2 separate regions of the Homo sapiens genome follow, and region 2 is linked to region 1. Evidence: read pairs that join two places in POLR2A ChIA-PET (ENCODE). Cell type or tissue: HCT116. All regions are shown on one strand. Each heading gives the region's core, and the rest is flanking DNA. Links, peaks and the distances in the headings are about the cores only. Region 1 has its middle 11 kb from the start of CD70. Region 2 has its middle 24 kb from the start of TNFSF14.

What was found. ChIA-PET counts read pairs that join two places held together with the same protein. Peaks named below come from ENCODE experiments on the same cell type or tissue, not always from the same donor. Only the 100,000 strongest peaks of a DNase experiment are listed, where the experiment ranks them.
Region 2: POLR2A ChIA-PET joins it to region 1 with 7 read pairs; 6 of 35 experiments call an interaction of 5 or more read pairs at or near these places.

The regions. Positions count from the first base shown.
Region 1 is chr19:6,576,522-6,583,010 of GRCh38, reverse strand. It overlaps a transcript of CD70 not described here. Among named protein-coding and RNA genes, the nearest start is that of CD70, 11 kb to the left of the region's middle. RefSeq lists enhancers at 3,122-3,181, 3,143-3,825, 5,075-5,574, 5,195-5,879. In HCT116, for the core only: no CTCF peak of the experiment used is centred there; a DNase peak (open chromatin) is centred at 2,500; H3K4me3 peaks cover 387 bases; H3K27ac peaks cover 679 bases.
Region 2 is chr19:6,643,149-6,649,637 of GRCh38, reverse strand. No RefSeq gene overlaps it. Among named protein-coding and RNA genes, the nearest start is that of TNFSF14, 24 kb to the left of the region's middle. In HCT116, for the core only: no CTCF peak of the experiment used is centred there; no DNase peak of the experiment used is centred there.

The DNA.
Region 1 (6,489 bases), core at 232-5,231:
ACTCAGAACCATGCATCTGGAAAAGCCACAGACACTCGACGCCAGCCTGTGAAAGCAGCCGGGAGGGAGGCTGTATCCTGCAAAGCCACAGGGAAGGGGCTGCCCAAGACCATGGGAACCCACCACTTACATCAGCGTGACCTGGATGTGAGACACAGAGTCAAAGGAGATTATCTGGCAGCTTTAAGATTGGACTGCCTGACTATTCACAATAGCAAAGACTTGGAACCAACCCAAATGTCCATCAATGATAGACTGGATTAAGAAAATGTGGCACATATACACCATGGAATACTATGCAGCCATAAAAACGGATGAGTTCATGTCCTTCATAGGGACATGGATGAAGCTGGAAACCATCATTCTGAGCAAACTATTGCAAGGACAGAAAACCAAACACCGCATGTTCTCACTCATAGGTGGAAATTGAACAATGAGAATACTTGGACACAGGGAGGAGAACATCACACACCGGGGCCTGTCGTGGAGTGTGGAGTCGGGGGAGGGGGGGAGGGATAGCATTAGGAGAAATACCTAATGTAAATGACAAATTAATGGGTGCAGTAAACCAACACGGCACATATATACATATGTAACAAATCTGCACGTTGTGCACATGTACCCTAGAACTTAAAGTATAATTAAAAAAAAAAAAAAAAAAAGATTTGACTGCCTGGCCAGGCACAGTGGCTCATGCCTATAATCCTAACACTTTGGGAGGCCGAGGCGAGCAGATTGCCTGAGCTGAAGAGTTCGAGACCAGCCTGGGCAATATGGTGAAACCCCGTTTCTACTAAAATACAAAAAAAAAAAAATTAGCCAGGCGTGGCAGCGTGCGCCTGTAGTCCCCGCGACTTGGAGGCTGATGCAGGAGAATCGCTTTAACCCGGGAGGCAGAGGTTGCAGTGAGCCGAGATCGAGCCACTGTACTCCAGACTGGGTGACAGAGCGACACTCTGTCTCAAAAAAAAAAAAAAGATTTAACTGCCCCACTGGATTTTGGAATTGCAGGGGACCTTCAGCCCCTTCGTTTGTCCAGTTTCTCCCATTTGGAATGGGTATATCCAACGCCTGTACCCCATTGTATATAGGAAGTAACTAACTTGCTTTTGATTTTACAGGCTCACAGAAGGGACGTGCCTTGTCTCAGATGAGATTTTGGACTGTGGACTTTTGAGTTAATGCTGAAATGAGTTAAGACTTTGGGGGATAGTTAGGAAGGCATGACTAGTTTGAGGACATTATACTCAATGAAATAAGCCAGTCAAAAAGGAAAAATATGTATTGTATAAACTAACTTACATTAATCTACCACATAGGATTAAAACTGTTCACAGGAATATAAAATAGAATTTTTTAGATATACAGTCTTTGAGGGTTTCCTTGTGTTTCTACCAGTCCAGAACTTTTCTTCAGGTGCTTAACCGTCATTTGAATCAGTTCTATTTTCTTTTTTCTTTGTTTGTTTTGATTTTTTGTTTCTTTGTTTGTTTTTTGAGATGGAGTTTCGCTCTTGTCACCCAGGCTGGAATGCAGTGGCACGGTCTCAGCTCACTGCAACCTCCACCTCCCGAGTTCAAGTGATTCTCCTGCCTCAGCCTCTCGAGTAGCTGGGATTACAGGCATCCACCACCACGCCTGCCTGTAATCCCACCTACTCGGGAGGCTGAGGCAGGAGAATCGCTTGAACCTGGGAGGCAGAGGTTGCAGTGAGCCAAGATCGTGCCACTGCACTCCAGCTTGGGCAACAGAGTGAGACTCCATTTCCAAAAAAAAAAAAAAGAGAGAAAGAAAAAGAAATTCAATGTCCATTAACAGGAAGGCTGAGGCAGGAGGCTAGAATCCAGGAGTCTGCAGTGAGCTATGTTCATGTGGCACTCCACCTAGGGTGACAAAGGAATATAAAGAAAAAAAAGAAAGAAAGAGACAAAGAGAGAGAGAGAAGGAGGGAAGGAGGGAAGAAGGAAGGAAGGATTATTTGATGTTACATGATTTTCACCTCAATTTTTGAAAAAAGAGTGTATACACAGGGTTTTATAGAAAAGAAAATACAAGGCCAGGCGCAGTGGCTCACACCTGTAATCCCAGCACTTTGGGAGGCCAAAGCAGGTGAATCAGCTGAGGTCAGGAGTTTGAGACCAGCCTGGCCAACGTGGTGAAGCCCCATGTCTATAAAAATAGAAAAAAATTAGCCAGGCGTGGTGGTGGGCACCTGTGGTCCCAGCTGCTCAGGAGTCTGAGGCAGGAGAATTGCTTGAACCTGGGAGGCAGAGGTTGCAGTGACCCAAGATCATCACACCACTGCACTCCAGCCTAGGCAACAAAGCGAGACTCCATCTCCAAAAAAAAAAAAAAGAGAGAGAGAGAGAAAAGAAAGAAAAAAGAAAATTCAAAGTCCGTTAACAGTTAATCACCATCTTGTCCACCTCCTCAAAAGGAAATTCAATGTCCATTAACAGGACCACGAGCGGTGACTCATGCTTGTTCCCAGCACTTTGGGAGGCCAAGACGGGTGATTCACCTGTCCCAGCTGAGAGAGGGGAAGGATCACCCGCCTCGGCTTGGTCAGAAGGGTAATAAGGGCAAGACCAGCCTGGCTTATATGGCAAAACCCTATCTCTACTAAAATACAAAAAAAAAAAAAATAGCCAGGCATGATGGCAGGCGCCTGTAGTCCCTGCTACCTGGGAGGCTGAGGCAGGAGAATCGCTTGAACCCAGGAAGCAGAGGTCGCAGTGAGCCAAGATCACAACAAGTCTGGCTATTTTTTTTTTTTTTTTTTTTTTTGTATTTTTAGTAAAGACTGGGTTTCACCATGTTGGCCAGGCTGGTCTTGAACTCCTGACCTCAGGTGACCCACCCACCTTGGCCTCCCAAAGAGCTAGGATTACAGGCATGAGCTGCTGTGCCCAGCCTCATCTTTTGAAATTTAGCATTAAACTCGGACATCCAGATTAACAGGATAGAGACCAGAGATGTCCACTGTCATAAATTTAGCCTGCACAAAGGAGGAACTGGTGTTTTGATGAATCTACGTAATTCACCAATTAACCGACCACACTTTGTGTGTGGTCTTTTTTAAGGGTGATGGTAAATGCTTCATGAGTCTGTTGTGCTGAGATAGGAAAACTGTATCTCTTTAAAATTCTCATAATACTGATTTAAATATCATGCTGGTGTGTGTATGTACAATGCACATGCAAATTTCCAGCAAACCTTACCAGCCCTAAGACCCAAGTGAGGCTATTTGAACGCAGAGCCCACATTTTCCAATTTGGGGTAAACCCACTCCTTAATAGCTCGCAAGCCTCCAGAGAGCCCACATATTTGTGCCCCAATATCTGCTCATTTCCTCCTACCCCTATTCCCTGGTAACCACAGTTCTACTCTCTGTCTAAGAGTTTGGCTTTGTTTTTTTTTTTAAAGATTCCCCATATTGACAGAACAGGAGTATCACCATCTTGGACAAGTGCTGCCATTTTAAGTTTCATCTTGATCAGAGCTGGGCGGGGTGGCTCACACCTATAATCCCAGCACTTTGGGAGGCCAAGGTGGGCGGATCATGAGGTCAGGAGATTGAGACCAGCCTGGCTAACATGGTGAAACCCCGTCTCTACTAAAAATACAAAAAAATTAGCCAGGCGTGGTGGCGGGTGCCTGTAGTCCCAGCTACTCAGGAGGCTGAGGCAGGAGAATGGCATGAACCCGGGAGGCAGAGGTTGCAGTGAGCTGAGATCACACCACTGCATCCAGCCTGGGCAACAAAGAGAGAGTCCATCCCAAAAAAAAAAAAAAAAAAAAGTTTCATCTTGATCAAAAAACTGCCTAAATCCAAATGGCATCAGCCTAATGGCTAAGGTCACTATGACCATAAACCACAAATAACATCCTCAACCACAGACATTCCAGCCCCAAGATAACCTCCTTTCTGGCTGGGAAGATGTCAGCCCCAAGATAACCTCCCCTGTGACCAGAGACATTCCAACCCCCCGCCATAAACCTCTCCTCCACACAGAAACATTCCAAGCTTGTGATAAGCCCCCTCACCCTAAAACCAATATATACTTTTAATCTGTAAGAGAGAGCACTCTTGACCAAAATTGGCCAGAAGCCCCTCTCAGGTTTATTCTCCAAAATAAACCCGTCTTTGACTGTTGAGCCCCTTTTCGTGTTTCTTTTCTCTTTCTTTAACTCTTACACGTATAAGTAAGATCACGCAGTATTTGCCTTTCTGTGTCTGGCTTATTTCACTTAGCCTAATGTCCTCCAGGTTCATCCATATTGTCCCAAATGTCAGGATTTTCTTCTCTTGTAAGATGAAATAGTATTCCAATGTGTCTGTAGACCATACTTTCTTTATCTATTCTTTCATTAATGGACACTTATGTTGTTTTCATGTCTTGGCTATTATAAATAATTCTGCAATGGCACTATTCACAATAGCAAAGACTTGGAACCAACCCAAATGCCCATCAGTGACAGACTGGACAAAGAAAATGTGGCACATATACACCATGGAATACTATGCAGCCATAAAAGAGAATGAGTTCATGTCCTTTGTAGGGACATGGATGAAGCTGGAAGCCAAGCCATCATTCTCAGCAAACTAACACAGGAACAGAAAACCAAACACCGCGTGTTCTCACTCATAAGTGGGGGTTGAACAATGAGAATACATGGACACAGGGAAAGGAACATCACACACCGGGGCCTGTCAGGGGTTGGGGGGCAAGGGGAGGGAGAGCATTAGGACAAATACCTAATGCATGTGGGGCTTAAAACCTAGATGATGGGTTGATAGGTGCAGCAAACCACCATGGCACATGTATACTTATGGAACAAGTCTGCACATTCTACACATGTATCCCAGAACTTAAAGTAAAATTTAAAAAAAAATAGTAATGCTGCAATGTTCATGCAGATATTACTATGTTCTGACTTCTCAACGTCAGAAGTGCAGCCTTTGAGGAACTGAAACCTGTGTAGCTGAAAGCTATTAAAGAGCAGATTCTCCTGCTCCAAATACTGCATTCTGGAAGAGGGAAGTAAGCTCTTCCAGTCTTAGTGAAACTGTTCTCTGACGTCTTTCTCATATATACCCTGGTTTCCCCATGGGGGCCATGCAAGACCCAGGGCATTCTGGAAGAGGGTGCTGGGGTCTTCTGGTCTTAGTGAAGCTGTTCTCTGGTGTCTGTCTTATATACCCTGGTTCTCTGATGGGACCACACAAGACCCAGAGAAGGCAAACACTTCCACTGGCAGACCTGTGGCAGATTCTTCTCTCCTCCAGCCCCAAGATGATATTGTATTTGCAAGATTGTTTCCTCCCTGAGAATTGGCTTAACACTTTGCCGTTATTCAAATAGGCTGAGACGGGGTGTGTCTCATCCGCTCAGGGGGCAAGCCCAGACAAGCCCAGACAAGACCAAGCTTTCTTTACATTCAGAGACTATCTGGACTCTCAGATGCATATGCAACTCAAAAACCACCTACCACCAGTACCCATAAACACACACACACACACATACACTGAGCACAGCCTCCTCAAGTGCACACACCCAGCCTTTATCTTTGTGTGCACACTTTTGTGCATGCTTAGTCTTTTATGTGCACCGACCATTACTCTGTCAAATAAAAAACAAATCTGAATTTAGCAAGGGAAGACTTTATTCAAAAAGACTATTGCAAGGAGGGTAGAATAGGACTATCCTGTCACACACACCCATGTGAAGAGAGTCCACCAACAGGCTTTGTGTGAGCAACGAGGCTGCTTATTTCCCTTGGGTGCAAGTGGACTGAGTCCAAAAAGAGTGTCAGCAAAGGGAGATGGGGTGGGGCAGTTTTATAGGATTTGGGTAGGTAGTGGAAAATTACAGTTAAAGGTGGTTATCTCTTGGGGGCAGGGGCGGGGTCACAAGGTGCGGTGGGGAGATCATGAGACTCATTGTCCAGGAGAAGGAATGTCACAAGGTTGATTGATTGATTAGTTGGGGTGGGGCAGGAACAAATCACAATAGTGAAATGTCCTCTTTTGTGGTTCTTGAGTTGCTCCAGGCCATCTGAATGTATACGTGCAGGTCACAGGGGTTATGATGGCTTAGCTTCAGCTCAGAGGCCTGACATTACTGTCTTCTTATATTAATAGGAAAAACAAAACAAAATAGTGGTGAAGTGTTGGGGTGGCAAAAAGTTTTTGGGGGGGTGGTATGGAGAGATAATGGGCAATGTTTCTCAGGGCTGCTTCGAGTGGGATTAGGGGTGGCGTGGGAACCTAGAGTGGGAGAGATTAAACTGAAGAAAGATTTTGGGGTAAGGGATGATATTGTGGGGTTGTTGGAAGGAGCATTTGTCATATAGAATGATTGCTGATGGCCTGGGTGTGGTTTTGTAGGAATTGAGAAACTAAACGGAAGATACAAGGTCTGAATAAGGGAAGGAGAAAAACAGGTATTTAAGGACTAAGGGAGGACCCAGGATATCCAACTAGAG
Region 2 (6,489 bases), core at 591-5,590, 66 kb before region 1:
TTACTTTACATGTTTACACCAATTACTTGGCCCCTGTAAGCATTTGAGTTTGGAATCCTTGAATATCCTTAGATAACATGGCTCATGACCAGGATTTGGGAATGCAAAGGATTCTGACATTTAACCTTTGAGTTGATAAAACAAAGACTGGAGGGCCGAGGGCTCTAGGCAAAGGGAGCAGCTTGTGCAGAGGCTCTGAAGCAGGAAGGAGCTTGAAGACATCCAGGAATCAAAGGAAACCCAGAGTCTCTGGAGTCCAGAGGTGAAGAGTGAGGAGGAGGGCGGGGTGCAGTGAGCAGTGGCCAGAGGGGTGGAGGAGACAGAAGAGGAAGGACTTTGTATAAGCCATTAGAATTTTATTTTAAGTGTAATGGAAGATTTCTAATGGAAGACCATTAGAATACTTTTTAAAAATTGTTAATGCCTAGAGATTTTTACAAAAACTTATTAGGGCCGGGCACGGTGGCTCACATCTGTAATCCCAGCACTTTGGGAGGCCAAGGAGGGCGGATCACTTGAGCCCAGGACTTCAAGACCAGCCTGGGCAACATCGCAAAACCCTGTCTCTACAAAAAATACAAAAATAAGCTGGGTGTGGTGGCATGCACATGCAGTCCCAGCTACTCGGGAGGCTGAGGCAGGAGAATCGCTTAAGCCTGGCAGGGGCGGAGGTTGCAGTGAGCCAAGGTTGTGCCACTGCCCTCCAGCCTGGGCAACAGGGGTGAAACCCTGTCTCAAAAAAATAAATAAATTATTAGGGCAATTTATGAACATGCACAAAAAAGAGGAAAATTGTCTAAGAAACTCCCATAAATTCATCACTTCATTTCAATAGTTTCAATGTCCTGCCACGCTGACTTTATCAACTACCCTCTTTCTAAATTTGATATTATTTCAGATATCATCCCATTTCACATCCCCCCTTGAATATTTTGAATGTATCTCCAAGGGATAAAAGGTATATCTCCTCCATGTACGTATAAAACCATGCCGCCATGATCACGTTCAACGAAATGACATTTCCTTAATAAAACCAATTCCCCAGAGTCTAGCTTCACCCACAGGGCGTTTTAATCTCCCTTACAGGGTATTTAAATCTCCCTCTGTCTCCCAGAATTGAACCCGACTCTGATCAAGTCTTATGTTCAGATTACCAGCTTACAGCAGGGGTCAGCAAACTGGCCCGTGGACACAATCCTGCCCCACCTCCAATTTTTGTACAGCTCACAAGTTAAGAATAGTTTCACATTTTTAAGTCAAAAGAAGAATAATATTTTATAACACAAAAAGTATATGCAATTAAAATTCCAGCATCCATAAAGATTTTTATTGGTCTACAGTGACTCCCGTCTATTTGTATACTGTCTATGACAGCTTTTGCACTTAAATGGAAGGATTAAGTTGCCGTGACAGGGACTGCATAACTCACAGAGCCAAAAGTATTTAGTATTGGGCCCTTTATAGAAAATATTTGCCAAGCTCTGGTTTACAGGGTTAGGGGATAGAAGAATACGTGCAATGACACTGCAAGGGTGAAATCACACTGGAAAAATCTACAGGACAAGCAACCTAGTGTATCCAATAGCTTAAGAAAAAACAGCAGTAGGCGTAGAGAGTGTAAAGGGAAAATATTTATTGATTTTTTTTTAGTAGGAAATGCATCCAACAAATCCAGTGTGCAAACTTTCCTCTCCTTCCAAAAGGAGAGGACAATAGTCTAAGAAATACCCATAAATCCATCACTTAAATTCAATAGTTTCAATGTCCTGCCTTGCTGACTTTATCAACTACCCTCTTTCTAAATTTGATATTGTTTCAGATATCATCCCATTTCACATGCCCCCTTGAATATTTTGAAGGTATCTCCAAGGGGTAGAAGGTGTATCTCCTTCACGTATGTATAAAACCATGTTGCCTCAAGTGATTCTCCTGCCTCAGCCTTCCAAGTAGCTGGGATTACAGGCATGCGCCACCACACCCAGCTTATTTTTGTATTTTCTGTAGAGACGGGGTTTCGCTATGTTGCCCAGGCTGGTCTTGAACTCCTGGGCTCAAGTGACCCGCTCTCCTTCACCTCCCAAAGTGCTGGGATTGCAGATGTGAGCCACCATGCCAGCCTCCCAAAGTGCTGGGATTACATTTGGATCCAGATTCAAGCCAGTCATGTTAGTCAGGGTTCTCCAGAGAAACAGAACCAAGGAGGGGAAGGTAGAGGCCTTTCCAGCGGCAAACAAGACTCAGAATTTAGGTGCTCCATGTCCTCAACTTCATCCTTGTCTTCCCACATATCCCAATTCCAGTTTCCAGGATACTATTCTTACAGGATACCATTGATACTAATCAATGCCCTCAGTTTATCAGTAGACATCCTTGGAAGCTGGGAGTCCAACTTGCCCTGAAATCCGGCCAATCACAGAATAAGATTCTGTGTTTGCTTTTCACCACTCTCAGCCCTGAGGCTACAGGAGACAAGGATGTCCTTTAGGGCACACATAGAAGATGTCAGGTTACTTATGCAGTGCTTGAGCTGGGAATTCAAATCCCTAAGTTCATCCTCTTCTCTCAGCACTCTATCCAGTGACATTAGGAGGAGCCAGCCAATCTCATTATATTCATTCGATTTTCAAAACTTCTCAGAAGTATCAAATACACAGTGACAAGATCTTTGCTTCTTATAGATAGTTAATTAGGAGTATACAGTGGTGATATCTGCATCTCTCTATTGCCAGATCATGCCATGGACCACCAGTGCTCTCTTACTACTGTAAAGAGTCATTAGCCTCTTTCAGTTTAATCAGATTAGAGAGCCAATTTCAGAAGAACGAGAAGCAATTCAGAAAGCTCATTCTTCCTCTAGAACCACTTTTTTTTTTTTTTTTTGAGTTGGGGTCTCACTCTGTGACCCAGGCTGGATTGCAATGGCATAATCATCGCTCACTGCAGCCTCAAACTCTTTGGCTTAAGGGATTCTCCCATCTCAGCCTTCCAAACAGCTAGAACTACAGGTACACGCTTCCACACCTGGCTAATTTTTTTTTTTTTTTTTTTTTTTTTTTTTTTTGTGAGATGGAGTCTTGCTCTGTTGCCAGGTTGGAGTGCAGTGGCATTATCTCGGCTCACTGCAACCTCCACCTCCTAGGTTCAAGTGATTCTCCCTTCTCAGCCTCCCGAGTAGCTGGGACTACAGGCACGTGCCACCATGCCCAGCTAATTTTTGTATTTTTAGTAGAGATGGGGTTTCATGATGTTGGCCAGGATGGTCTCGATCTCTTGACCTCTTCATCCGCCCACCTCGGCCTCCCAAAGTGCTGTGATTACAGACATGAGCCACCGCACCCAGCCACACCTGGCTAATTAAAAAAATTTTTTTGGAGATGAGGTCTCACTGTGTTGCCTAGGCTGGTTTGAACTCCTGGCCTCAAGCGATCCTCCTGCCTCAGCCTCCCAGAATGCTGAGATTTCCAGCATGAGCCATCACACCCAGTTTAGAACAACTCTTGGTACCAAAATCTGTATTAGTCAGGATTCTCCAGAGAAATGGAACCATTAAGTTTCATATATATATATATATATATATCTCAAACATTGGAGGTCTTTCAGCAGGAGACTGATGTGGTTAGATCACATCAGTGATCTAATGGTGGGGGCCAGAAGAGTGGATTCATAGCACCCCTGTTAGGACAGGGGTGAGACATGAAGAGAGAGGATTCTGATCAGAGAAGGAACAGCAGGCTCCAGCATCAAAGTTGGGAGGGAGGTTTTGGGGTAAGGAGACAAAAAGATAAGCTCAGCCTTCCTCCATAAAGCTTTTTCTGAATCTCACCCACATCCCATCTCCTCCATTCCTGGGCTCCATCCCTGGGGCTCCATTCTTCCAGCCCTGACCACATAGAACTAAAAGCATCTTGTCCAGCTGTGACTCCTCCACCCATCCCAGAGGATCCTCAAAAAAAGGAGCCTGGACATGAGTTATTCTGGGGTCCCCTACACCCAGTAAGGGGTCCAGGAAAAATGTTCTGCAGGATTTCTGCAACGGGAGAGAGCTCAGTGGTCTGAGGCCATGGAAGGCTGGATGAGGATCAGGAAGATCTCAGTGAACAGGGAGGAAATTCAGGGCCATCGCTAGTCTAAGGCTGCAGTGGAGGGTGACCATGGCAGGGGTCACAGAGGAAAATGAGGCAGGGCAAGGGGAAATTGTAAATGCCAGTGTAAAGAATTGTGGTGTCAGTTATAGGCAATAGAGAGTTTCCATCATTAACACCACAAGGAGCAGCATTTAACCAATGATGGATGGGATTTAGTGGATAAATACCCGGCTTCCCTGTCCCCAGGGTGGGACAACTCCAAGGCATAGTCTACACAGTCACCCCAAAGTCCCCAATGGGATAGCCCATAGCAGACACCTGTGCACTAATACACCCTGTATTAGTTCCTACCCATACCTCTTCTCACATTTCCTGGGGATGCCTTTGTGGTGTACAGACCCTGGGGTGATTTCCCAAAAATTCCTACCTCCTGGCATCCAAGCCTTTGTATAATCCCCTCTCCTTGAGTTCCAGCAGAACCTGACTTGCTTCTAACCAATAGAAGATGACAAAGATGGCCAGGTGTGTGGTGGCTTGCACCGGTAATCCTAGCACTTTGGGAGGCCAACGCGGGAGGACTGCTTGAGCCCAGGAATTGGAAACCAGCCTGAGCAACATAGTGAGATCGCATCTCTACAAAAATTTTTTTTTAAGTTAGCTAGGCATGGTGGCGCATGCCTGTAATCCCAGCTACTCAGGAAGCTGAGGCAGAAGGATCACTTGAGTTCAGGAGTTCAAGACCAGCCTGGGCAACATGGCAAGACCCTGGCTCTGCAAAAAATTTAAAAACTTAGCCAGGTGTGGTGGCACACGCCTGTAGTCCCAGCTACTCAGGAAGCTGAAGCAGGAGGATCGCTTGAGTTCAGGAGTTCAAGACTGGCCTGGGCAACATAGCAAGACCTTGGCTCTACAAAAAAATTTATTTTATTTTATTTTATTTTATTTTATTTTATTTTATTTTATTTTATTTTATTTGAGACAGACTCTCACTCTGTTGCCCAGGCTGGAGTGCAGTGGCGTGATTTCGGCTCACTGAAACTTCCACCTCCCAGGCTTAAACAATTCTCCTGCTTGGACCTCCTGAGTAGCTGGGATTACAGGCATGTGCCACCACGCCCAGCTAATTTTTATAGTTTTAGTAGAGATGGGGTTTTGCCATGTTGGCCAGGCTGGTCTCAAACTCCTAACCTCAGGTGATCCGTCTGCCTCGGCCTCCCAAAGTGCTAGGATAATAGGTGTGAGCCACTGCACCCGGCCTACAAAAAATTTTAAAAATTAGCCAGGCGTGGTAGCACATGCCTGTAGTCCCAGCTACTCAGGAGGCTGAGGTGGAAGGACTGCTTGAGTCCAGAAGTTTGAGGCTGCAGTGAGCTATGATCACACCACTGCACTCTAGTCTGGGCAACAGAACGAGATGCTGTCTCAATTTAAAAAAATAAAAATAAAAATTTAAAAGATGGCAAAGGTGATGGGCTATCACTCCCTTGATTAGGTTACATTATATAGGACTATCAGACTGGAATGAGAGGTTCCCTGATGGCCTTGAAGAAGCACATTGCCAGCTGTGAACTGCCTATGGAAAGGGTCATATGGCACAGAACGGCAAGAAGCCTCTAAAAGCCGAGGGCCTCAATCTTACCACCACAAGGAACCGAATTCTGCCAACAACCAGCTGAGCTTGGAAAAGGACTGCAAACTCCGGGAAAGAATGTAGTGCAGTCGACATATGAACTGTAGTCTTGAGACCCACAGCACAATGCTCAATTAAACTGTCCGTCTACCTGAACTTTTTTTTTTTTTTAGACGGAGTTTCACTCTTGTCGTCCAGGCTGGAGTGCAATGGCGCGATCTTGGCTGACTGCAACCTCCACCTCCCAGGTTCAAGCCATTCTCCCGCCTCAGCCTCCCAGTACCTGGGATTACAGGCACCTGCCACCACGCCCAACTAATTTTTGTATTTTTAGTAGAGGCAGGGTTTCACCATGTTGGCCAGGCTGGTCTCAAACTCCCGACCTCAGGTGACTCGCCTGCCTCAGCCTCCCAAAGTGCTGGGATTACAGACGTGAATCTGTACCTGGACTTCTGACTGAGGACACTGAGATAATGATAAAGATGTGGGCCAGGCGCAGTGGCTCATGCCTGTAATCCCAGCATTTTGGGAGGCCGAGGCGGGCGGATCACAAGGTCAGGAGATCGAGACCATCCTGACTAACATGGTGAAACCCCATCTCTACTAAAAATACAAAAAATTAGCCGGGTGCGGTGGCGGGTGCCTGTAGTCCCAGGTACTCGGGAGGCTGAGGCAGGAGAATGGCGTGAACTCGGGAGGCGAAGCTTGCAGTGAGCCAAGATTGCACCACTGCACTCCAGCCTGGGCGACAGAGCGAGACTCTGTCTCAAAAAA